3 separate regions of the Homo sapiens genome follow, and regions 1 and 3 are each linked to region 2. A link is a loop called in an ENCODE intact Hi-C map of the cell type or tissue named here. Cell type or tissue: endothelial cell of umbilical vein. All regions are shown on one strand. Region 1 has its middle 33 kb from the start of DYNAP. Region 2 has its middle 24 kb from the start of CCDC68. Region 3 has its middle 34 kb from the start of C18orf54.

Region 1 (8,000 bases), 420 kb after region 2:
ACAAGGGGTCATAGATGATCAGAGCTAAAAGAAAACAAATTGCTTACCAAAAGCAACCTTGCCAGTTATTTTAGAAATAAAATTACTGAGACCAAAAGTGGTGTGGAGACTTTCCACAATAACTGTTCAGAAAGTTCTATCATCCAATTTTCTCCTGCTAATCCTGGAGTGCCTGCAACTAAAACCACCATTTAAAACCCCCCATGCAAAGACACGTTCTGTATTAGTAGTAACTCAATGCTCTGACAGAATACCAGAGTCCAAGCTCAAGACAAAGTTAAGAAAGATCAAGTATTTTGCAATTGATCACCATGCGTTGTGTGGTCTCTATCTCGCCTCAAGGCCTTCATGCTCTATTATAGGGAATAAAGAAGTGATATGTCTCTGTGTATAATAAATCAGATTGTTCATCTATAAAAAATAATAAGGCACTGTTATGAGTGTGACAGGATTAAGAAAGATGAAGAAATTTGAGCTCAGCCAAACAGAGGACAGAGGCTATAATCAGAGCAGGAGAGGGCTGGGAAGGAAGGACGCCATCCTTTATGATGTGTCACTCCTGAAAGAGGATGGTTAATGCATTGTATGATAATCAGCTTACTTACTCTTTATGGGTTGACTTTGACTCAACATAGAGAAGAATAATCTAATAGTGTAAGTCAACTAAAGAGATCAAGGCAACATCCTATGAATCACAGAGTAGCAAAGTGAAAAAAGCTTGAACCTCTAAAACCTTCATAAAGAAGAATTACTGCAGCACTGTAGACTTTTATAACAGCTGAATTACATCTTTAGTAGTACACTAACATATTACAGCAGGGAGGAGATACTATCTTAATTTGGCCCTGGGGCACAATAACCACAGCATAGATAAAATTTTGCAAGCATTCTTTTGTATTTACACCTTATTTTGATAGCCTACAGATGAATAAATTATTTCTGATGCTTGTACAATAACTGGCACATTCCACTTTCAAAATGCCTAATTGATTACACAGTCGCAAAACTCAATTACGAAGTACCAAAGAAAATATGTTACTGCGAAATTCATCTGATCTCTACATTGTCAAAGAATATTTCTTATGCAGGTATTAGTATATTATTCAGAATAGAATACCCAGATTAATATGATGTGCAAAGAATGTATGGGTAAATCCAGGATTGTCACTTTTCCCAATACCAGAGGCAAAAGTGCACCTTAGATTTTTTTGCACCTTAGATTGTGAAAATGATGCCACTTGCAGTTGCATATCCCACCGCCTTCACAGTCACATACTTCCACTCTGGTTTTTCTTTCTTTTTTTTTTTTTTTTTTTTTTTTGCCAAAAGAATTTGGAAACACTTATTAGTAAAGTAGTGAAAGTGCTTTGATATTTGGCCATTCTTTAGCCAAAGAAACTTGGTGGTCTCTTTTAGGTTCATCTATTAATGCTATGTCAATTTGTTTTCTATTTTGACTAACACACACACACACAAACCCCTTGGCTGAAATTTCATTATGGTCTGATGATAATTAAAGCAACTTAGTTCATTCATTGGCTGAGACCAATGTGACAGCTCCAGTTCTCTGATTTTTGACAATATTCAGGCAAAGAGATTATCTTAGTTCCCTTTTTAACTGTTTGATTGGCATAGTAACTAACAAGCCAGACAAGAGGTTTTAAAATATAGTGCAATTAGTGATAACTATATTTCCAGTATTATTCAATTAATTTAATGTATGAAAAGTCATAAAAATACACAGAGGTGCAAAAAAATTTCAAAAACCTTCTCAGATGGGTATTAATTCAGTGAGTGCTTTGCATAAAATCACTAAATGTAGAAGTTAAAAAAAAGAAAATTTTATACATTCTCTTATGTAATTATCATAAAGAATAAGAGTGGTTCTTTATTTTACTCAACTTCTAATACCAGTGACAGAATGTCCTTTCAACAGATTAAAATTAATGAAAAATAAATTAGATAGTATCTTGTAATAATAATAATTAATACTACTCAAAATGGAAACAAGCAGCTGAAAAATGTTTTGAATGATTGATTAAAAATGCCAAATGCATTTTTAATGATAGTGTCTTTTCTTCATTCATTCAGAAAATGTTTATTGAAAATGTAATACAAGTCAGGTTTTTCTGAGAAATAATGATCTACAAAGCAATAAATAAAACAGATTAAGTACTTGTGTTATTGGAGCTTACATTCTAGTCTTAATGCAGTTGGTAATACATATAATAATTGACTTTTGATTACAAATGTAAAAGTTCTTTTAAGTAACAGTAGTTGTATTCTTTTTTAAGGCAGGGTCTTACTCTATCACTCAGGCTGAAGTACAGTTGGCATGATCACACTCACTGCAGCCTCAACCTCCTGGATTCAAGCAGTCCTCCCACCTCAGCCTCCTGAGTAGCTGGGACTACAGGCACATACCACCATGCTCAGCTAGTTTTTTGTATTTTTTGTAAAGACAGCGTTTTGCCATGTTGCCCAGGCTGGTCTCAAACTCCTGAGCTCAAGCGATCTGCCTGCCTCAGCCTCTCAAAGTAGTTGTATTATATTATGGATAATAGTCTGCTTTTAAAAAATGTATGCAATTATATTTTAGATACAAGGACCTAGAAATATGATCAAACTCCAATGAACAAAAGTGAACTCTATCTTCCAGACTCTATGTCAACTTACAATGACCAGGAGCTCATTCATTTTCTAGAGTACAACATTTTCTCTTGAGTTGACCTACACTACTAGATCATTCTTCTCTATGTTGAGTCAAAGTCTTCTCAGTAACTTTAACTTATTGCCCCGGGTTCTGTTTTGTAGAGAGATACCCAAAATAAATCAAATTATTATTCTACACATGCACTCATATGTTCACCACTGCATGATTCACAATAGCAAAGATATGGAATCAACCCAGGTGTCCATCAATGATAGACTGGATAAAGAAAATGTGGTACATATACACCATGGAGTATTATGCTGCCATAAAAAGAATGAAATCATGTCCATTGCTGCAACATGGATGGAGCTAGAGACCATCATCTTAAGCAAAATTAATGCAGGAACAGAAAACCAAATGCTGCATTTTCTCACTTACAAGTGGGGGCTAACATTAAGCACACACGAACATAAATATGGAAACAATGGACTACTATATGGTAGAGGGAGGGGCTGTGGGTTTAAAAAGTATTTATCAGGTACTATGCCCACTATCTGGGTGACAGGATCCATACACCAAACCTCAGCATCGTGCCATATTCCTGTGTAACAAACCTGCTCGTGTATCCCCTGTATCTAAAATAAAAGTTGAAATTTTAAAAATTCTTCTAAATGGTAGTTCTTATTTTAGCACCACAAACATGCCCCCTCATTACTCAAATTTTAAAAAAAAAAAAACTTCTTACAAAAAAAAATTACAATTTGACTTTTACCTAAGTCAGTTATTTTTAATGGGGAAGAGGTAAGGAAATGAATAGCACCATCTGTTGTTGCAAAATGTTACTGCAGCCTCCTAAATGGGTGTTAACACCTGGGCAGCATTTTCCACACTTGCCAGTACTATTACAATTGTAATAATAACAATTAGCACCACTCAAAATGGAAACAAGCAGCTGAAAAATACATTTTGACCCATATGAGTAATTTGTCTAATTCCACATTACATTAGATTAAAAATGTCAAATGTGTTTTTATCAATAGAATATTGTCTTTTACTCCCTCATTCAGAATGAATAAATTCACTATAAAAAGATATGTGCTTAACAAGTAGGTGCACCTCTCTGTTCATAATTTAATTCTTATAACCCCTCTAAGAAGGAAAGATTATTATCCCCATGTGTTGATGAGACATCAACTCTTAAAGAAACACTCAATGACTCACAAGCTAAGTTTAGTGTGTGAATCTGAGGTTACCTCACTTATCCAACAATCATTTAATTAAGGTCATTCTATAATTATTGTACACCTTTGTTAATAATAGGAGAAGAAAAAGTATACATTGTAAAATGGCAAATTTTATGATATGTGAATTATATCTCCATAAAGTTGATATTTGAAAAGTATATTGAGGGGAGATGGGAAAAGTGAATTAGAAATGAAAGACATTTAGAAGTGAATCATTCAAAGGGACCAAACAAAAACACTGAAAAAAAAATAAAGATACTGGTGACTTATCTTCAAATGCATCAGGGATGCCTAGATGTTATTAACACAAGACAGGGCAGCAAAACAGAGGTAGTGTTGAGGGCTGGAAATAGAACATCCATGGGGCAGGAGTTGCAGGCATCCAGGCTGTAAGTAGTAGCAATGGCTTAGCAAATCTAATTGAAGATGCCAGGCTTCCTATCCATGCAAACACTCCAATCTCCAACCCAGATTTAAACAGATGATCAGCACTAAGGCATCCCCATTGGAGAAGCCCATCCTCTCACCGAGTACAAGAATCATGAATCTATCAAGAGCTCTGCAGGTCTTGCAGTCTTAGTTAAGGTCTGTAGGAGTCAGCAGGTCTTTAGCATTTGGAGGTAAAGTTTATGGAAAAGACCTAGTCTCCAGGGGTGAGGCCTGAAAAGAACAAAGTATGGCTGTAAGCACTCTTGGGAAATGAGTGGGAATCAACCAGATATTCATCAGCAATACAAAAGGGATCCTCTAATTATCAGACGCTGCAAACTAGCTCACAGAAAAGGGATTAAAAGCTGCAGGGCCATGATGGAGTTGTCCAATCTGAGGTCCTGTGGGAGCTGGGGACAGCTCTAACCCTACAATCACAGTGGGACTGCAGGAATCAGGAATCAGCATTGGGACATTCAGCCCCCACTCAGGGCCACAGCAAGGAAAGTTTTGAGCAGAATGTCAGGGTAGGACTGTGCTGTCACAGTGGTCAGAGTATGGGATTTGCCACCTAATCTGAGTTGAAGGTGGCAGAAGATGAGTATGAAGCACCCCTGCCCAACAGCAGAAGATAAGGGGCAGTAGCACTAATATAATTATTTTCTTTGACCCAGTTCTGCCTGGGACTAGGACAGACGCTGGGGCAAGAGAGAGGTTACAGGTGAGGGGGTTTGGTGGATTCAGCCATGAGGACCTGAGAGAGGCTCAGGCAGGGCCCAAGGGATGGAGCTGGAAATAAACATATTTGGAGTGATGATTTTCAACGTGTAAGAAAGCAAAGAAAATAATCTCTGAGCAAAGAAGCTGGTCACAGCATGGAGAAGAGAATCAGATCTTAAAGGTCCTGATGTACACAGGTTAGAAAAGGTGAGGAAGAAGGGCACTAGAGAAGGCGAGAGCAGCTAAGACAATGCAGAGGAGCTATAAGATTGAAGGAAATTATAAAGATAGGGCCAGGTATACAGAAAGGCTGTTGTGAAAATGTAGAGAAATGGTATCAATGTACAAAGTGAGAAAGCAGATGATGAGAACTTTGATTTTAAATCTAGAAGAGATAAGACATAACTTCAAGAAAACAGCATGGTCATTGTATGTGAATAAAATATTGAGGGTTGGGGTTCCATTCTCAGTAAAGGACAAATGACTGTATATCCCTGGATTGTCTGAGCAATAAGAGTAATATTCATGGTATTGATCACTCACTGCATGTTAGGCACTATGTTGAGTCTTTTCACCCAACCCACCCTCCCTTCCTACCAAATCCATTGCAAACTCTCCCAACTGTCTTCCCTATTTCCACTTCTACAATCCCCCAAACCCTTTTCCACACAGCATCCACACTGTTGATCTAAAATGAAAGCAAATATGCCACTATCCTGCTCAGAACACCTCAATGGCATTTCCTTTTCAGAGGGGAAATCACTAAAACTTAGAATGACCTGTAAGACCTTAAGAGGGGGGTAACCCCTGCTCTCCTGTCAAGCTTCATTGTTCACTCATTTATATACTTACTATGTCCCAACCATGCTGTCTTAAAAAATAAAGAAATATTTCAAATATAAGAACAGACAGAAAGAATTTTACATTGAACAGAATGTAAATGTTTCTAAACTATATATCTAAGAATGGATTTGCTAGATTCAAGTGTATGTGCATCTTCAATTGCCACGTTTTGCCAAATCAAGCTCTAAAACTACCTGTGTACATTCTTGTAGGAATGGTCTCAGTTTTATACCTACTTGCTAAAAATTAGGTATTGTCAGATTTTTAATTTCATCAGTTTGTTATAGGAATTGATATCCCCTGGTTACTGTAATTTATATCTTGTTCGTTTATCAATTTATTAATTCAAGAAATATTTATTGGATGCCTATATCTTCCAGGTCCTGACCAGAATTTTGAGCAACGAATAAAATTGCAAAGATTCCTGCCCTCATAGAGCTTCTATTCTAAATTCTGCATGCAAAAGGAGGGGTCTTGATAAACATTACAGGTATTTATTTGGGATCCAAAGAACTGTCTCTGACTAGGGTAGAGATGAATTGGAAACAAACTGACCCTCACAAGCAGGAAACCTCAAGTTTGAGTCATTTCCACACCTCATTGAATTAAGGTGATCCACCTCCAACCCAGCTGCCTGCCAGAAGTGGATGTAGATCATTTCTGGAGAAAGAGAATCCTTCTAAGATTCTCAAATTATTTCTATAAATTTTTCATGAAAAAATATTGGGCAAAAATTACTATGCATGTAAGAAAATAACATTTGTATGAAAAACAAGAGAAAGAAAATATACAAAAAAACAGACACACAGGAATAAAGGTACTGGAATTTCAGATATGACTTGAAAATCTTTATGATTAACATGTTCAGGAAATTAAAGATAAGGAGGTGAATTTGGCAGAAACATAAAACTATTTTAAAAATTTAAATTATAAAACTGAAAATAAAATAATATTAAGAATTCAATGGATGGCTTTGCAAACCAAAAATAAAATTTTAAGCTGCCCAACCATCTGAATAGACCTCTCCTCCTGGCAAAGGCATCCCAGAGTTAATCTGAAAAACTAGTTCAGGCCATGATGGGAAGGGGAGCAGCTAGACATGCCTCATTATAACCTCCTTCCTTTTGGAATGACTGAGAAGAGACTCTTTAAGTCATAAGAAACATTTACTCTCTGAAGCCTACTATCTGGAGGCTTTATCTACATGATAAATTCTTGGTCTCCACAATCCCTTATCACAACCCATGCATTCCTTTCTTTATTTTTCTTTTGAGACAGTGTCTTGCTCTGTTGCCCAGGCCGGAGTGCAGTGGTGCGATCTTGGCTCACTGCCACCTCTGCTCCTGGGTGCAAGGATTCTTCTGCCTCAGCCTCTTGAGTAGCTGGGATTTACAGGCCCCAGACCTTGTTATTCATAATAATTCTTTCAACAAATTGCCAATCAGAAAATCCTTCAATCTACCTGTGATCTGGAAGCCCCTGCTTTGAGTTGTCCAGCCCTTCTGGACCAAACCAATATACATCTTACATATGTTTATGGATGTCTCATGTCTCTCTAAAATGTATAAAACCAAGCTCTACCCTCATCACCTTGGGCACATGTCATCACGACCTCCTGAGGCTGTGTCACAAGCTCATCCTTAATCTTGGCAAAATAAACTTTCTAAACTGATTGAGACCTGTCTCAGATACTTTTGGTTTACAAATTGGCAACCTCAAAGGGATTCTGAGCAGAGGTGCTCCTGACCTTTGACAAATTTCCTGTCAGTGCCTGGCACCAGCTTGAGCTATCTTTATTGCTCAAAACAACAGGACAATTTTCTGGAGCCTGGGAGCTCCCTTCTCCATAGAATCCCCAATCTCCCAAAATCTGGTTGAGATTTAAAGTTTATTTAGCTGTACAGCTCCTTTTCTGGAGTTTTACTCACTTCCAACAAGGAAGGCGCTTGTTCCTGCTTCCATGGCAATAGAGAGGAGGCAACTGCTTTCTGGAGTTTCAGCTCACTTCCAATAGGGAAGGTGAATTTGAGGGTTTTTTTCCCCCCTGCTGCTAGGATGGTAGATAGCAGTCTTGAACCTGGGCCCCATTCCTGGGTAAGTAGCTGAATTGG
Region 2 (8,000 bases):
ATGCAGACATATATGTTCCCAGGCCTTAGTGGGTTTGCAATCTGGTTGAAGTAGAAGACTAGCCATCCTGAAAAAAAAAAAAAAAAAAAACCAGCAAGCATTACTAGAAAAAATACAATTACATGTTCAATTATGTGGTACAGATTCTGAGTGTTCTAAGAATTCAGGGCACAGTTGTATCTGAGGCTGGAGAAACAACTCAAGGCCTCATGGAGGAATGGTGTTTTTAGCTTAGACTTAAACGTGATTTACTAGCACTGCAATTCCAAAATCCACTGGGGCAGTGGCTAATTTTCAGGGCAGGAACTGTGTCTCCTTAATCGCTGTACTTTTCCTCCCTAGCGCTCCGTGTCTACACCATTGGATTTAGCTCCAAATCCACTCTATCTTGTCCTGTTTACTGTGGGCTCATGCATGCTGGTCCAACTGTATCATAAATTCTTAAGAGCCAGGCCTTTAGTTTACAAGTTTGTATCAGTTTTGTGGCTCAACATAAGAGTAAATCATACTCTTTATGACACAGGCCTTTCTTAACTCTCTTTATTGAATTGAAATGAATTTAAACTGTGGGATCAGGGCAGGTTTCAAAGGAAATGAAGTTATTTAAAGAGAAATCTGAGGAGACAGGAGAGGAGAGGATGTCTCTGTTGGATGCTTGTGAAGGACAAACATACCACAAAAGGGTGATGTATATATAAGTCATGGGCTGGCTGCAAGAAGACTATGAGCCTCAAGTCCTTTGATTTTTTTTTTTTTTTTTTTTTTGAGATGGAGTCTCACTCTGTCACCCAGACTAGAGTGCAGTGGCGCAATCTCGGCTCACTGCAACCTCCACCTCCCAGGTTCAAGGAATTCTCCTGCCTCAGCCTCCTGAGTAGCTGGGACTATAGGCATGCACCACCACATCCAGGTACTTTTTGTATTTTTAGTAGAAATGGGGTTTCACCATGTTGGCCAGGATGGTCTTGATCTCCTGACCTCGTGATCCACTCACCTCAGCCTCCCAAAGTACTGGGATTATAAGCGTGAGCCACGAGCCTGGCCAGGAAATTCTTTTTAAGACTCAAATGATTAGTCAGAAGTAAAATGAAGCGCACATGGCATGTTTTATTAAAGTGGGCATGCCAGTTACACTATATTTTTAGGTAACTTGGGGGAAATAAGAAAATCAGCACAATTAAAAGTAGTGTAATTCCTATTTGAGATATGATGCCATTTGTATCTATTAAAATGTCTTGAATGGCTGGACTGATCTATTCATTCATGCAAAAATATTTATTTAGTGACTACTGTGTGTCTGACACTCTTTTGGGTATTAGAACTATATCAGTGAACAAAACACAAAAAAACTTCCTCTATTCTGAAAGCTTACAGTAGAAGGAGAGAGATAATGGTCAATAAGCATTCTAAGTAAATCATATAATATGCTGAAAGATCACACATGCTATTGGAAAGTGAAAAATAACTAGAGTAAGGGGCATGGGGAGTGCCTCAGGGGAGGTTGGGGGACAGTTACAATTTAAAGATGACATTTAAAGAAAGGCTTAGAGGTGAGAAATTTCTGTGGAGGTGCGAGGAAGAGAGGCAGAAAGGGAAGCTGCTTGAGTAAAGGCTTTGACATGGGATCTTGCCTCCTGTCTAAAGAAATGCACAGGCCAGTGTGGACCAAGAACAAGGTGGGGACAGGCGTGGAAGAGTAATAAGAAAAGTCAGAGAGGTAGCGGGGTCAAAACTGTCTAAAGCCATGAAGGCCATTATGGGTACTTCGTCCTTGGAGAAAAAATGGGAGCCCTTGGAGGGCTTTGAGCATGAAAGCCGCCACACTCTGATAGCTGAGTCACATTCTTAAAAGTATCTACGTCAAAACTACAAGGTCATGCCTCTTCCTAGGATGGGCTGCTGGGGGTGGGATGGTGTGGAGGCCACTGCAGGAATCCAGGTGACACGGGATGGCCCAACCACAGTGCTGTGAGAAAGGGTGGGTTCTTGGTATACATTAAAGGAAGAGCCAAAATAATTTGCTGATGGGTGGGATGTGGTGCATGAGAGAAGTCAAAATGACTTCAAGGCTTTGGGCCTGAGAACTAGAAGCAGGGAGTTGTCCTTCCCTGAGGTGGGAAAACTGGGAGGAAGAGAACATGGCAGAAAGAATAGGAGTTCCAATTCAAACATGTTAAGGTTGAGCAATCTGCTAGATATTCAAACAGAGATTTCCTGTATTAAGGAATACTAGAATCTAGCTTTGTGGATTCAGTGGAAAAACTAGACTCTTCTTTTCAAAGAATATAAGCATATCCGGAGATTCACAGATTTCTGATTTCCAAGAAGGTTGGTGACTCTTAACGTCTGTTTGTTTTCATTTCTCCTTTAAATTACATTTCCATTTTATTAACCTAAAATTTTGTATATATAGTGTAATTATTCCTCATCAGGATAGACCCAGTTATTTATTTCCAAATTGCGAATTTTGTTTGGTGATATAAATTACCAGTCAATATCACAAAATCTTGGAAAGCATCACCTACATCATTTCAAATGCTAAGCAAAAATGGACTTGTGAAGCCCAGCATACCATTAAATTGTATATTTAGGGATTTAACTTTAGATATCCCGAGTTGCATTTTAGTCATCCAACAATCATTTATTGAATAAATACCATGATCCTGGAATCGTGCTAGCATCAGAGGGCCCAGAGACTTTTAAAAATGCCCTTTTGGCATCTTTAGGAGCCTGTATGGGCAGAATGGTTGGCTTATGGAGAGGGTAAGGAGCTTTTAAATGACTGAAATATTCATTGTAATATAACTACGAATTCAAGCTTGGGCATATGGGTGGCGGAGCACTGGAGGAAAGTACAATCTCTCTTTTCTTCATTCCATGTGCAAATTCCAGCTCCAATTTTGTGGACAATTCTTTTATTTACTAGTTCTTAGTACAACTCTTTCTATTACTGCATCAAGAGGTGCTGGTCCTTCTCAGAAATGACAGGCAGAAATAGGTTAATTAGATCAAATATTCACAGCTTCTGGGTTGCCCTCCCAGATCACAGTGTTTTATCCTTTAAACAGTGACCACTGAAGTTCGAGTCTGGAAATGGGCAATGCTTTGTCAGGCAGGAGTAAAGGAGTGAGCTGCCCAGATCCCCCCCACAAGAGTGTCTGCTGTCTTCAGTCTAGCAGAGAGGACACACTGGCCCTCTTGTTTTCTTTCTTGGAAGCCTAGAGCCACTTCCGAGGATCATACGCATTCAGTAAAGAACTTAATATCACCCCCCACCCCCAACGTGCCATATTTAATACAGTGAAGTCCAGTCCCAATGTTTTGCCTGTGATAAACTGAGGAAGGTTTCTGCTCCGACGAGGACCTGGGCTCCGAAGGCAGGTAGTCCATTCATGCCTCAGTTCCACAGCTTGGGGCCCAGTGACTTTGGGTGAGTCACTTAATCGGCCCCTGCCTTGGTTTCTTAATCTGCAGGAAGGGCGGGTGGTTATGTAGTAACAGGGTTGCTGTGAGGCTCATATGAGATAATCCAGCTAAAGCTTTTAGCACACAGCTTAGTACAAAATAGATGCTCAATAAACGTTAGGCATTTTACATTCTGATTTCAGTCCTTGAGTTTACAGTTAAAATTTTGATACATCTAGAGCCAAGACTAATCGTGTGAAACAAGACAGCCCTACAGACAATATCTAAGAAGATCCCCTCAGCCCTACTCCAGGATCCTAAATACGTACACTGTTTCAGGAACCTGGATGTCTAGACGTTTTATGAAATGTCCACTAGGTGGCAACATGTTGTCATATTTACTGTCCGCACTGTCTAAATTTCTAACAGGGATCCTGAAAAACCACATTCACCTTATCTGATACTTAACAATTTTATCATAAACAAAACCAGATTCGCTACAGTCATTATTTCAACTAAAAAAAAAAAAAGCTCCAGTTAGTGGGCTCTTGTTTTAAAAATAACATATTTGTTATTCACATTGTTTGAATGGTTATCCTTGTATCATACGAACAATATGATGTTAAATATCACACTTGAGGATTTCTCTGTTTTTTATTCTTATGCTCCTATTTGATTTTTAAATGTTTTAACACATTGATTACCTGACAAAGGATGAAGGATTTAGATGTTTGTCACGATTCAAAAAAAATCTCATTGCATGACCTGGTCATTTGGCATCATATTAACGACTTGGGGAAAGAAAGGATAAAATTTTTTTTTTCTTATGCATTTTATGTTCTTAAATCAAAGTCTCGATGCAGACCCCAAAACCAAAAATGCCAGCAACCGCACATGGGACACAAACCTTGTGTTCTACCAGGCTGGGATTTTTCAGAAAATTCAAAGTAATCTCTCTAAAATGAACATATACTTTACTTTCCTTGCTATTCCTTTAAAGTGTGTTTTTTTGGAGAAATGTAGATAAGGAATGAAGGAAGAATAAATGGATGACTCTGACATAAAAGGAGGCTTTGGGATGCAACTGTTATGTGACAGCAAGGAGTAAAAATATAAGAATTTGTGGACGAGGAAGAGAGGTGGTAAGAAAAGGTTCCCAGTGATGTGAATTAGGATTGAAGAACTCCAGCCTGAAGAGGGGATTGTTATGTGGAGCACAGTTAGATAATAAAACCGCTATAAAGACACATGAGAGATTTGTATGATAAAATGTTATGTTATCTTATATAATAAATATTTTGGTACATGATTGAGAGGTCTTTGAGAATGCCATGATACATTTTATTGTTCATTTATATTTATTAAAAGCATAAAATAAAAGGGTAAATAGTTGATATTAACAAATAAAGTTCCAGAACAAGTTCTGTCTATAGGCATTTCTTATGAATTCTTACTGTCTATAGTAAAATAATGATATATTACTGATCACTACACATGTTAAGCTTTTACTTTTTAATTAAAACTGTCATTAATGATCCAGCTACTGCCTGGAAATTAACCTCAGGCTTATTATAAAATTAGCATTTTCAAAGTCATATTTTAAAGCAACATTTAAATGTCTGTTGTTCTTAGTGGTAGGGGGCTCCATAGTAGGAAAGGAGGCATATTGATTACAACACAGATTATTGAGGAGGATTGTCTCAGCATACCCTTCCAATTATATTGAAAATCACCTTGTGATAAGACATAAATATCTGTAAATGTTATATAATGGGGTTTTATCTGTTTGTTTTGCAGAAAGCACACTGTTAGTAAACAGATGGTTTAGAACTATTATAGTTGCCAATAACTGGAAACTTGGCCCTAGAAAGGACAAAATACTGTATATAATTGTTCATTAAACAAATATTTATTGACTCTCTGATGTGGGCCTTAGAAATTCAATAGTGATCCAAATAGGCATAGTCTCTGACCCCACAACTGCTCCTAGATTCTAATAGAAAACAGACAATAAATAAACATTGTAACACATGTGGTAATGATGGAAAAGAAGGCTACAGGAAATTTGAAATAAAAGAAGAAAGTTTACCTAGAGTACACACTGGAATTTAAGTTTACTAAATAAATGACTTGTACATGTAAAACAACAACAACCAAAAACCTAAACAAAACCCCATATGGTTTAATATTGCTAATTAATGATCTTTCAAATAGCCAGTAAACATGTTTCACAGCACTACCAATTTGTTACCATCCTGCTATCCTTCAAGCTAGCACAAAATCTACAAAAGAAACTCTTCATCTGATTCCCATTTAACTGGCTCTCTGAAATTAATCTCTAGTGTCCATGGCATGGATGCCATTGATAACATCTGTGAGTGATGCTCACTGCCTCTGGATCCCACAGCTAGTACGCTAACTCTCTGGAACCCCAGATCCTCTTCTCACATGACTGGGTTGTGTGTTTATTAACCATCAATTACATGCTTTCCCCAAACTGATGTGTACCAGTTCTACTCTACATTTTAGTTTTATAATTTACTTGAATATCTTGTGAACTGATGAAGTAGGACAAAAAAGAATAATTGTTTTTATGAAAAATAAGTTGAATGCTTTGAAAAGGACCCAAGGATAAATTGCTAAAAAAGATTTTGCTCCCCAAATAGGAAATGGTAAGAAAACAATGGATTCGAAAAATCAATGAAAATCTAGAAGTGTCCTGTACTTAGATTTCCTCCCAAGTATGTTTATGTCCTCACTTTTCTTGAAAAGAACTGAAGCTGGACACTTTAGACTATGCTCTTTTAGGTGTGTTTATTTAAAATCAAGATGCTTAGGCTGGGCACGGTGGCTTACGCCTGTAATTCCAGCAGCACTTTGGGAGGCTGAGGCGGGCGTATCACTTGAGGTCAGGAGTTGACCAGCCTGGCCAATATGGTGAAACCCTGTCTGTAATGAAAATGCAAAATTTAGCTGGGCGTGGTGGCACATGCCTGTAGTCCCAGCTACTCGGGAGGCTGAGGCAGGAAAATCACTTGAACCTGGGAGGTGGTGGTTGCAGTGAGCTGAGATCACACCACTGCACTCCAGCCTGGGTGACAGAGCAACAGCCTGTCTCAAAAACTACAAAACAAACAAACAAACAAAAAACAACTAACCTGGCCTACACATATTGAACTTTTCTACTGCAAACATTCAGTGGTTCCTTATGAACCTGACAAATTAAATGTATATTTCTCACCATGGAGTTTCAAGCCTCCCAAAATATAATGGTGATTTACTTTTCATGTAGTATTTCCTACTATTCCCCTGCTTATATCCTGCTCTCTAGTCAGTACATTACCTGACATGGCTAACTGTGGTAAATTATGATGGTAAAATCTGACAGTTTTATGCCTCCTGGTATCCATGTCTTTGTGTGGCCGCCCCCTGCATTGACTCTGGGCTTGGCCATGTGGTTTGCTTTGTCCAATGAGACATTGGTAAATGTTACAGAAGCAGAGGCTTGAAGGGGATACAAAATTTCAGCCAGATAAGAGGAGTAAGTTCAAGAGAACTATAGTACAACATGGTGATGGTAGTTGATAGTAAAGTATTGTGTTCTTGAAAATTGATGAGAGAGTAGATTTAAGTGCCCTCACTGCAAAAAAAAAAAAAAAAAAAAAAAAAAAAAAAAAGATAAGTATGTGAGGTAATGCATACGGTAATTAGCTCAATTTAGCCATTCCACAATGTATATCTACAGTATTTCAAAACATATTATACACAATAAATACATACAAGTTTTACTTGCCAATTTAAAAAATAAATAAAACAAAGCAACAACAACAGCACTAAACAAAAATAAAAACAAATTAAAAATGCTTTGCATTGGGGATTGTTCTCTTGGAAAATGGCTGCTGCCATGTGGCAAAATCCAAGTCAGCCTTTCTGAGGGTTAGAGCAGCTCACCTGTCCCAGGTGGATCCTGGCTGCCTTATTCAACAATGCTGCTTGAAACAATAGCCTGACCCTAAACTTGAAGACATGGGCTGACCATAGATTAGTCACCTGGTAGGAGCCCCTGGCTGTTCTTTGACCACAGATGGACTAGTTCCCAGGCTAGCTGTACTGTGTGATTTTTCCTTTTCCTGAACCCTTAGCCCTGCCTTTACCCTCCCCACTCCTGTGTCATTGCTCCCGGGAAACCATCTGAATGGAAACCCCATTGACAAAAATAACACACCACTTACAGAGAGCCTGTTGGCCATCCAATGTAAGGTAAATGATTGAAATGTGTGAGTCCATTGAATCTTCGCTTTGGACACGTTTTTCCATCACACAAAAGTTTACCAAACACAAAGTTGGAAAAGACCCTTTAAGAAATTGTTTAATATACTTCTAAAATCATTAAGTGCCATAGAGAATAACATTTCCTTAGGATTGCTTTCTTAAATCCTATAGCCTTCATTTTCAAGGAAAGTGGCTTGATATAAGTGCAGGTGTGCCTCGTTTTCTTGTGCTTTGCTTTATTGTATCTCGTAGTTACTGTGTTTTGTACAAATTGAAGCTTGTGGCAACCCTGTGTCGAGCAAGTCTATAGGCACGATTTTTCC
Region 3 (8,000 bases), 590 kb after region 2:
TTCTCAACTTCTTTAAAAATACTCCTCCTGTGCTTGTAACTTGCAGGCTATTAATAGAGATTAATTCTTTAGACACTTCAAACTTGGGATTGACTCCTTAAATAAAAAACAACTGAGCAGTATCAGTAACATCACTGACTCATCAAGAGACAAGCAAAACCATTGAAATGAATTTTTCTCTGCTTTTTATTTGACTATTGATGTCGCTTTCAATGTCTTCAACTCTTTGAACAACTATTCTCCCCAAAGGGCTAATAGTCTTAAACACGTGTATTTTCTCTGCACACATTCCTTCAGTTGCTGCAGTCGAACTCAGTTTAAATAACCTAACATTGATAAACAGATTTCCTTACTTGACCCACAAATGAGCCACTCAAAACTTAGTGGCCTCATTTCCATTTATTATTTTTGTAAAGAAATTCTACAGTGATGCTATTAAATGTTCTAGTTTATCTCACTGTTGCTTTCCTGTGAGTTGGAAATACTGTGATAGATCTTCAGCCTAGTCATGGTAATGTATATTTGTATTCTTTTAGCACAGCTGTAATGTCAGTGCATAACAAACACAATGATTTGCCACCTAATTTAATAACAAAATAAACTACACTCCACCATGCCTAAAAGTATGATATTTGAAGTTCATTTTCCCCATCTTGTTTGACATGATGGGTATGCACTGGCAGTAACAAATAAATAAAATCCTATTGTGGCAGGCCAATTCCCCCGACAATCACACAGACAGGTCTACACAGTACTTCAGTTACACAGACAAATTTCCACAGCACTGCCTTAACATTGAGCAAATAGTTAAATCTAGGGAAACCAGTGCCCAGACATCAAAGCTAGAAATGAAACATATTGTCAGTAGGAGCCTTGCATGGGCTTCTCCCTAACCTGGAGCAAGTCAAAATAATAGAGACAATCTTAAATTCTTAGTGCCGGGATCTGTCTGAGAGTCAAGGTAACAGAGGCAGCTGTTTGAATAGATTCACTGGAGAGCGCAAGGCAGCTCTCCAGACCAAGCTATAAAGGAGATAAGATAGAAATAATCACTCCGGTTCCACAGTAGACAGGCCTGAAGGTACTGGTGGTACTGGGGCCCTTTTAATCAGACTTAGCAAGCATTTTTTGCCTCTGACCTTCTAGTTGAAACAAAATTAGTTACCAATAGGCTTAGGCGAATGCTATACTGCACGTAGGCACATAACCCCAACCTATATAAGCACCAAGAAAATTATAACACTTTGAGTTGGTCTGATGGAATTATCTCTGACCTTCTCCCTGTATCCAGTTACAACAATCAATTCCCTTCTGTCCTAGTTTGTCTGCTTCTCATTATTGGACCTCGAGAAAATGCAGCCAGAGCCGGCTTGGTTCTGGAAACACTACGGTACAGTTATATGTGCAGAACTCAAAACGCTGACAAGTAATAACCACATCACTTTAATTCGTAGTGCATGGAACAGCAGTGCAGTGATGAAAATACCATATATGGCCTCTGTTGCAACTAGTCAGTATTGCCAATGTAGTGCAAAAGGTGGCCTGTAATCCCAGCACTTTGGGAGGCCGAGGCAGGTGAGGTCAGGAGTTCAAGACCAGCCTGGCCAACATGGCAAAACCCCGTCTCTACTAAAAATACACAAATTAGCCAGGTGTGGTGGTGTGCACCTGTAATCTGAACTATTCGGGAGGCTGAGGCAAGAAAACCGCTTGAACCTGGGAGGCAGAGGTTGCAGTGAGCAGAGATCGCGCCACTGCACTCCAGCCTGGGTGACAGAGCGAAACTGTGTCAGAAACAAAGAAAGGAAGGAAGGGAGGGAGGGGTGAAAGGGAGGGAGGGAGAGAGGGAAGAAGGGAGGAAGGTAGGAAGGGAGGGAGGAAGGGAGGGAGGGAGGGAGGGAGGAAGGGAGGGAGGAAGGAAGAAGAAAAGAAGCAAAGAAAGGAAGGAAAGGAAGGAAGGAAGGAAAAAGAAAGGAAAGAAAGGAAAGAGAGAAATTGGGCAGGCACTCACACCTGTAATCCCAACACTGGGAGCCAAGGAGGGATGATAGCTTGAGCCCAGGAATTCAACATCATCCTGGCAACATGGAAAAAATCCCATCTTTACAAAAAATAAAAAATTAGCCAGGCATGGTGGCATGTGCCTGTTGTCCCCTCTACTCAGGAGGTTAATATGGGAGGATCCTGTGAGCCTGGAGTTCAAGGCTGCAGTGAGCTGTGATTGTACCATCACACTCCAGCCTGGGCACAGAGCAAGACCTTGTCTAAAAGAAAAGAAAATACATAAATGATTAACTGTGATTATGTTCCAATAAAAGTTTATGAACACTAAAGTTTAAATTTCTTTTGTCATAAAATATGACACATCTTTTAATTTTTATCCAACTATTTCAAAATGTAGAAAACATTCTTAGCTGGCAGGCCATACAAAAACTGGTAGTAGGCTAGAGTCAGACTGTAGTTTACCTACCCCTGATTTGATCTTACTTCTCCCCACTTCCTGGTTCAGGACCTACGATGATCTAGAAAGGTGCATGATCAGAATGAGTTAATCAGCACTGACAGCCTCCTCTTCCAGGCAGGGTAGATCCTGCTTTATTAAAAGGATGATTATTTCTACTAGATTGCTAATAATCTAGTTCCAGAAGAACCACTGATTGACCATTTTTAATTACCTTTTGGAAAACCTCTAGTCATGTCTCAGTTTTGACCTTTATTACAAATCTGTCAACATCAAAATCATTCCTAACTTGCCCTCTTTTTATGCAAGGTGAGATGTGTGGTCCTGAGAAGATGCTGTTCAAACTATTGAACCAGATCCTTGATTTACTTGCGTCTCCCAGATAAGGAGGCCTGTGGAAGGATTTGGCTCATTCTTAACAAGTGAGAACTTCCAATAGCCAGGGAACTCCAGTACACAGTTGGTGCCATGTTTGCACTTTTTCATTTAAACCTAAGATCACGGGTCATAGAGAATGCGGCTTTCCAGAAACTAGAGCAGGGACTTCATCTCCCAGGTACAGTTCAAGATTTGTCATTTATAAATAGCGATGTTCTCAAAGTTTGTATCTTATCCTTCCCCCCCACCCCCCGCTCCCCGCCTGCCTCTTTCCGCATCCCACATTTTCTGTTTTTTTTTTTCCCTGACTTAAAATAGGAGAGATGTTGGGGAGGCTACCACCACAGGTTTAGTCCACTAGGTAGACTTGATTTAATCATGCATATGAGAAGGACGCCTCAGGGTAAGAAGTAATAAGGATATTTCCTTTGAATCCCTGTTCCTAGCTCACTATATCAAGTTTATGTCTTGCTGAACACCCAAAGCCAATTATTATTACATTTTTTACATTCTTAAGGACCGCCCTTTAGACTAGCAAAAAGCATATGCCAAGGCTAAAACATCCTTCCATTATGTGAGTGTTGGGAGGATGACCAGGGAGAGACCTGGCATAATGTGAAGTTATTAGTGGTCTAACAGGAATCCTGGGGCTGAGGATGCTAAAGGGAAGTGAAGTGAGTTGGGGCCAGAGTCATAATGCTTTATGTCTACATCAGGTTTCCAGAAGGAGAAAGGTGCCCTCTAGTGGAATAAAAAAGCATAACAGCTCTTACTATTAATAACGCTTCTGTTTCTACAGGCAGTCATTACTGGCTGAAATTCTGACACCATGAACTGGCATAATTCTTTTTACCAGCAACAACTAACACAAATCACTTATTATATTCCGGGAACTGTGCTAAGTAAGCACTTTACAAGCATTACCTCACTTAATCTTCACAACCGTATGAGATAGATACCATAGCTCCCCTTAAGAAATTGAAGATCAGAGGTTTAATTTGCCTAACGTACTCCAGCTAATAAGAGAAGAAAAAGATTACAATTAAATTTTAAACCCTCCTAAGAAATCTGCCTCATAAAACTATGTACGTGCACACACAGAGAGACAGAGACAGAGAAAGAGAGAAAGAGAACAAGAACTATATTTTTTAAATATCTGCTACTCTTTGCTCATTTTTTCCTCCCCCATCTTTTTTAAAACCATTTTATTAAGGTATGATTGATGTTGCTTTGCTCATTTGTAATAGAATATCTAACTATTCTGCTTTGGCTTGGAATGAGCAAATCTGTTTCTGAATAAAATTTTATGTTTCCCCAGGTTTCTCTTTAAAAAATTATTGAATACTTGTGATTTAAAGAGGCATTGACTTTTTAATTGTTAGAGGCACCATCATGAGCCAGGTCATGAACAATATTATTCCTCACTGTCACCAGTGCTTCTGGACCACCTGCCAAAAGAAACTTCTTTGTGTTCATTTCTGTTTTCTTTTACTTGTGTCTCCCACACCCAAAAAATTGTTCAATTAATTAAATATCTACTACTGCAACCTAAAATAAATTAATAGCCCTCTTAACATTATTAAAATACTATATTCTGGGAACTTGTTTTACACTAAAACATCACAAAAACCTCACGAAGAGTAGCTCTATCTCTGAACAAAAACAATAAGCCTTCATTCTACCTTTCATTACTATCTAATGAAATTAACATAGTATATTGTTGCCGTGGCATCAGGTTTTAAGGACTGGCTACTAAAAAGAAGAAAAAAAAAAATGGCTTTAGTATCTGAAAAAAAGTTCCACTTACTGCAAGCACAAATCAATATAGGGACTAACAAAAAATTAATATTCATTTTAGGCTGCATCAAAAATGCTAATCCCCTTCCTTCTGCCCACAGAATAAATCTAAAATTCTTGGCTGAGTATATCAAGTACCTCAGATGGGCCCCCAAGCCACTTTCTCAGCCTCATTCATTCAGAGAACAAGTATTTTTGGAGCATTTTACATAACTGCTAAGTGCTCTTCTAATTGTTAGGGATACAGCAGTGAATCAAACAAAGGCCCCAACCTCAATATTAATTAAAGAAAAACAAAGGAGGAAAGGGGCAAAGAGTAATGGCGTAAGCAATGGTGGTGGCCAGGGTTGGCCTCTGGTAAATGACGTTTGAGCATACACCTGAAGTAAGGAAGTGAATCACGGAATATTTGAGGAAAGACTATCCAGGTGGAGGAAACAGTGCAAAGCTCTGAAAGCAGACACTCATGTTCATAGTAATTGAGAAGAGCAAGACCAATATGGCTGAATTATATAGCAAATGGAGTGGTAGAAAATGCACTGGTTTTGTAAGGTGAGGGGACTGAGAGATATTGGCATACCATAGAACTTTCTAGACTACGGTAGGAATTTCCGTTTTACTCTGAAAGGAAGGCAGGGGAAATTTTAAGAAGAGATAAACATCACATGACATGTTTGCAAAAGATTGTTCTTGCTGTAGTGTGGAGAATAGAATGGAGAGGGCATTTTATTGCCTTAGAGGCAAAAGCAGCTTTATGTCTTATTCCTAGTGTCTCCCTCAACTAAATGTATTAGCCCTTTGGCAATTTGTATTTTCTGAGCTCATATGTGCCAGGCATACGTTTTCTCATTTAATCCTCAAAACAAAACTGCAAAGTAGATATCAAAAAAGAGAGGGAAAACAAAAAAGGCTCAGGCAAGGTCAGGACACTTGTCCACAGTAAAGAGCTAATAAAATAGTGGAATCATAAATCTGCTGATTCTGAAGCCCAGACTTCTTTTACAGCACACACTATTCTGATTCAACAAATTCTGTAGCAGGCTTTTCACCACTCAATCTTTGCACACATATTATCTCCTGGCTAGAAAAAACACCCTTCAGGCTGGGCCCAGTGGCTGATGCCTGAAATCCCAACACTTTGGGAGGCCGAGGCGGGTGGATCACCCGAGATCAGGAGTTCAAGACCAGCCTGGCCAACATGGCGAGAACCTGTCTCTACTAAAAATACAAAAATTAGCTGGGCGTGGCAGCAGGCGCCTGTAATCCCAGCTACTCAGGAGGATGAGGCATGAGAATCGCTTGAACCCGGGAGGCAGAGGCTGCAGTGAGCCAAGATCACGCCATTGCACTCCAGCCTGGGTAACAAGAGTGAAACTCTGTCTCAAAAAACAACAACAACAACAACAAAAACACACACCCTTCTACTCAATTTCCTTGATGGCAAACTTCTGTTTGTTTTTCTATATCAACTCAAGTATCCTCTCCTGAGTGAAATCTTTCCTGGTTTTCCCCAGGCCACTTAGCTGATCCATCTTCTGTGCTTCTTTATCAGTTGTTCTATCTTCATTTCTCTGAAGCAACACTTACCTGGTTATAGTATACATTTCTCCACTTACATATTTCCTCCACTGAGTTCCTCATGATAGAGCGACGCCTTATTTGTGATCACCACCCCCCACACCCCCCGACACACACAGCCCTAGAACAGTGCCAGGAGCCAAATAAATACTAGTTGAATAAAGTACTATAATAAACTATTAAACAGAGTCCCCACATTCTACTCTATGAATTCTGGACATCTGGTGCCACATTAAAAAAAAAAAATTGAAAGCTAGAAAGCATCTAGAAAGGTGAAACGGTAAAGAAGAAATAAAACTTTTACCAAAGAAATAATTTAGAAACATTGAGCCTAAAGGATGGAACATTACTTCTGTTGATTTCAACAGAAATTAGGAAGATTGAAATATGTATATGAAATTGTCTTAAGAGGCAAAATTAAGAGTAAAATGTGAAGACAGAAATGTAAATCATGACTTAACTGAAGCAAGTATATGCTAAGAAACAAAGCATTCCGACTGCAGAGAATTTTCCACTTCCAGAATTGCTCATATAAAACTATATGACCATCTTGATGAAAAGTAATGAAAGGAATGCTCTATGCTCCTGCTATATTGAGGGTGCCATTCATGTAACTCCAGAATATAAACAGTAGTCCCAATTTCTAGTTCATGAACTATTTTATGAAGTTATCACATTCATTAGATTTTGAAAATATTGGCTCAAGAGTTTTCACGGTTCCTCAGTTTTCTAAATGACCTGGTATTTTCACTACCTTACCCATATGCCCACATTTCTTGGACAGGCTATGCAATATGTTGCAAAACAAGGAGGGCAAAGGAGGATGAGTGAGATATTTTATATTTACATTGTGATGAGCTCTCTCATCAAAACCTTCCTACAACCTGATCAGCTTCTGCACTAGTTATCAATGTACGGTCTCTCAGCTCCCAATTCACCCCAGAGGGTCTCTCCTGCTGCTTTCTGGCAGCTACACCATCAATAAGAAGCGTGGGTGTGAAGACATCTGGGGCAGCTCTGCCCTAGCCACGCTCTGGTAATGTATTATTCTTAGTGACTTTATAGACCTCATCCGGGCTGGTGATCACCTTCTACGACCCTCCCAAAAGAGACACCTCACACTCCAGATGTCCTGCCAGCACTAGTGCCCCTCCCCCAACTCTTTCTGCATTCTCACACACTGAGTCACCATTGTGGCTTCCTGCTTGCCTGGTAACTAAACACCAGCCAGCACTGGTCTGAGCAAACCATAACTTTCACTGCAATCCAGCGAGCCACAGTTACCCTTTTTTCAACAAGGTCTGAATCCAGACTTTGGGCTCCCTCTTCCAAGTCTGCCCTTTCTTGGGTACTCTCCCTCAACTAGTTTAAAACTTTTTTATTAAACTTCCCTTGTTTAAAATCACTATTTGGTTTGCTTCTAGATTAGACCCAAACTGATAGTGACCATTGAGCCAGGCTTGAAAAAGCAACACAATGCAAAACCACATGTGGTCTGCATGTGTTCCCTAAATTCATGTGTTGGAAACTTAATTCCCAATGCAACAGTATTGGAAGACAGAGACTTTTGGGAGGTATTTAAGTCATGAGCAGAATCAATGTCATTCTAAAAGAGCTTGGTGAAGGAAGCTGGTGGATCCCTTTTGCTTTCTGTCCCTTCCATCATGTAATGACACAAAGTTCCCCCCCTCCAAAGAATGCAGCATTAAGACGCCATTTTAGAAGCAGAGAGCAGCCATCACCAGACAGCCAAACATCTGCCAGCAGCTTGGACTTCCCTGCCTCC

What was found. Peaks named below come from ENCODE experiments on the same cell type or tissue, not always from the same donor. Only the 100,000 strongest peaks of a DNase experiment are listed, where the experiment ranks them.
Region 1: a loop joins it to region 2, with 18 times the contacts of the local background. A loop is called at or near these places in 44 of 110 quality-filtered maps.
Region 3: it touches region 2 in a loop (16-fold over the local background); 16 of 110 quality-filtered maps call a loop at or near these places.

Annotation. Positions count from the first base shown.
Region 1 is chr18:54,554,666-54,562,665 of GRCh38, reverse strand. No RefSeq gene overlaps it. Among named protein-coding and RNA genes, the nearest start is that of DYNAP, 33 kb to the left of the region's middle. In endothelial cell of umbilical vein, a CTCF peak has its summit at 3,493; no DNase peak of the experiment used is centred here.
Region 2 is chr18:54,979,050-54,987,049 of GRCh38, reverse strand. No RefSeq gene overlaps it. Among named protein-coding and RNA genes, the nearest start is that of CCDC68, 24 kb to the right of the region's middle. In endothelial cell of umbilical vein, a CTCF peak has its summit at 3,736 (motif pointing right); a DNase peak (open chromatin) is centred at 3,799.
Region 3 is chr18:54,388,324-54,396,323 of GRCh38, reverse strand. No RefSeq gene overlaps it. Among named protein-coding and RNA genes, the nearest start is that of C18orf54, 34 kb to the right of the region's middle. RefSeq lists an enhancer at 3,470-3,539. In endothelial cell of umbilical vein, a CTCF peak has its summit at 3,585 (motif pointing left); DNase peaks (open chromatin) are centred at 3,593 and 7,383; H3K27ac peaks cover 1,107 bases.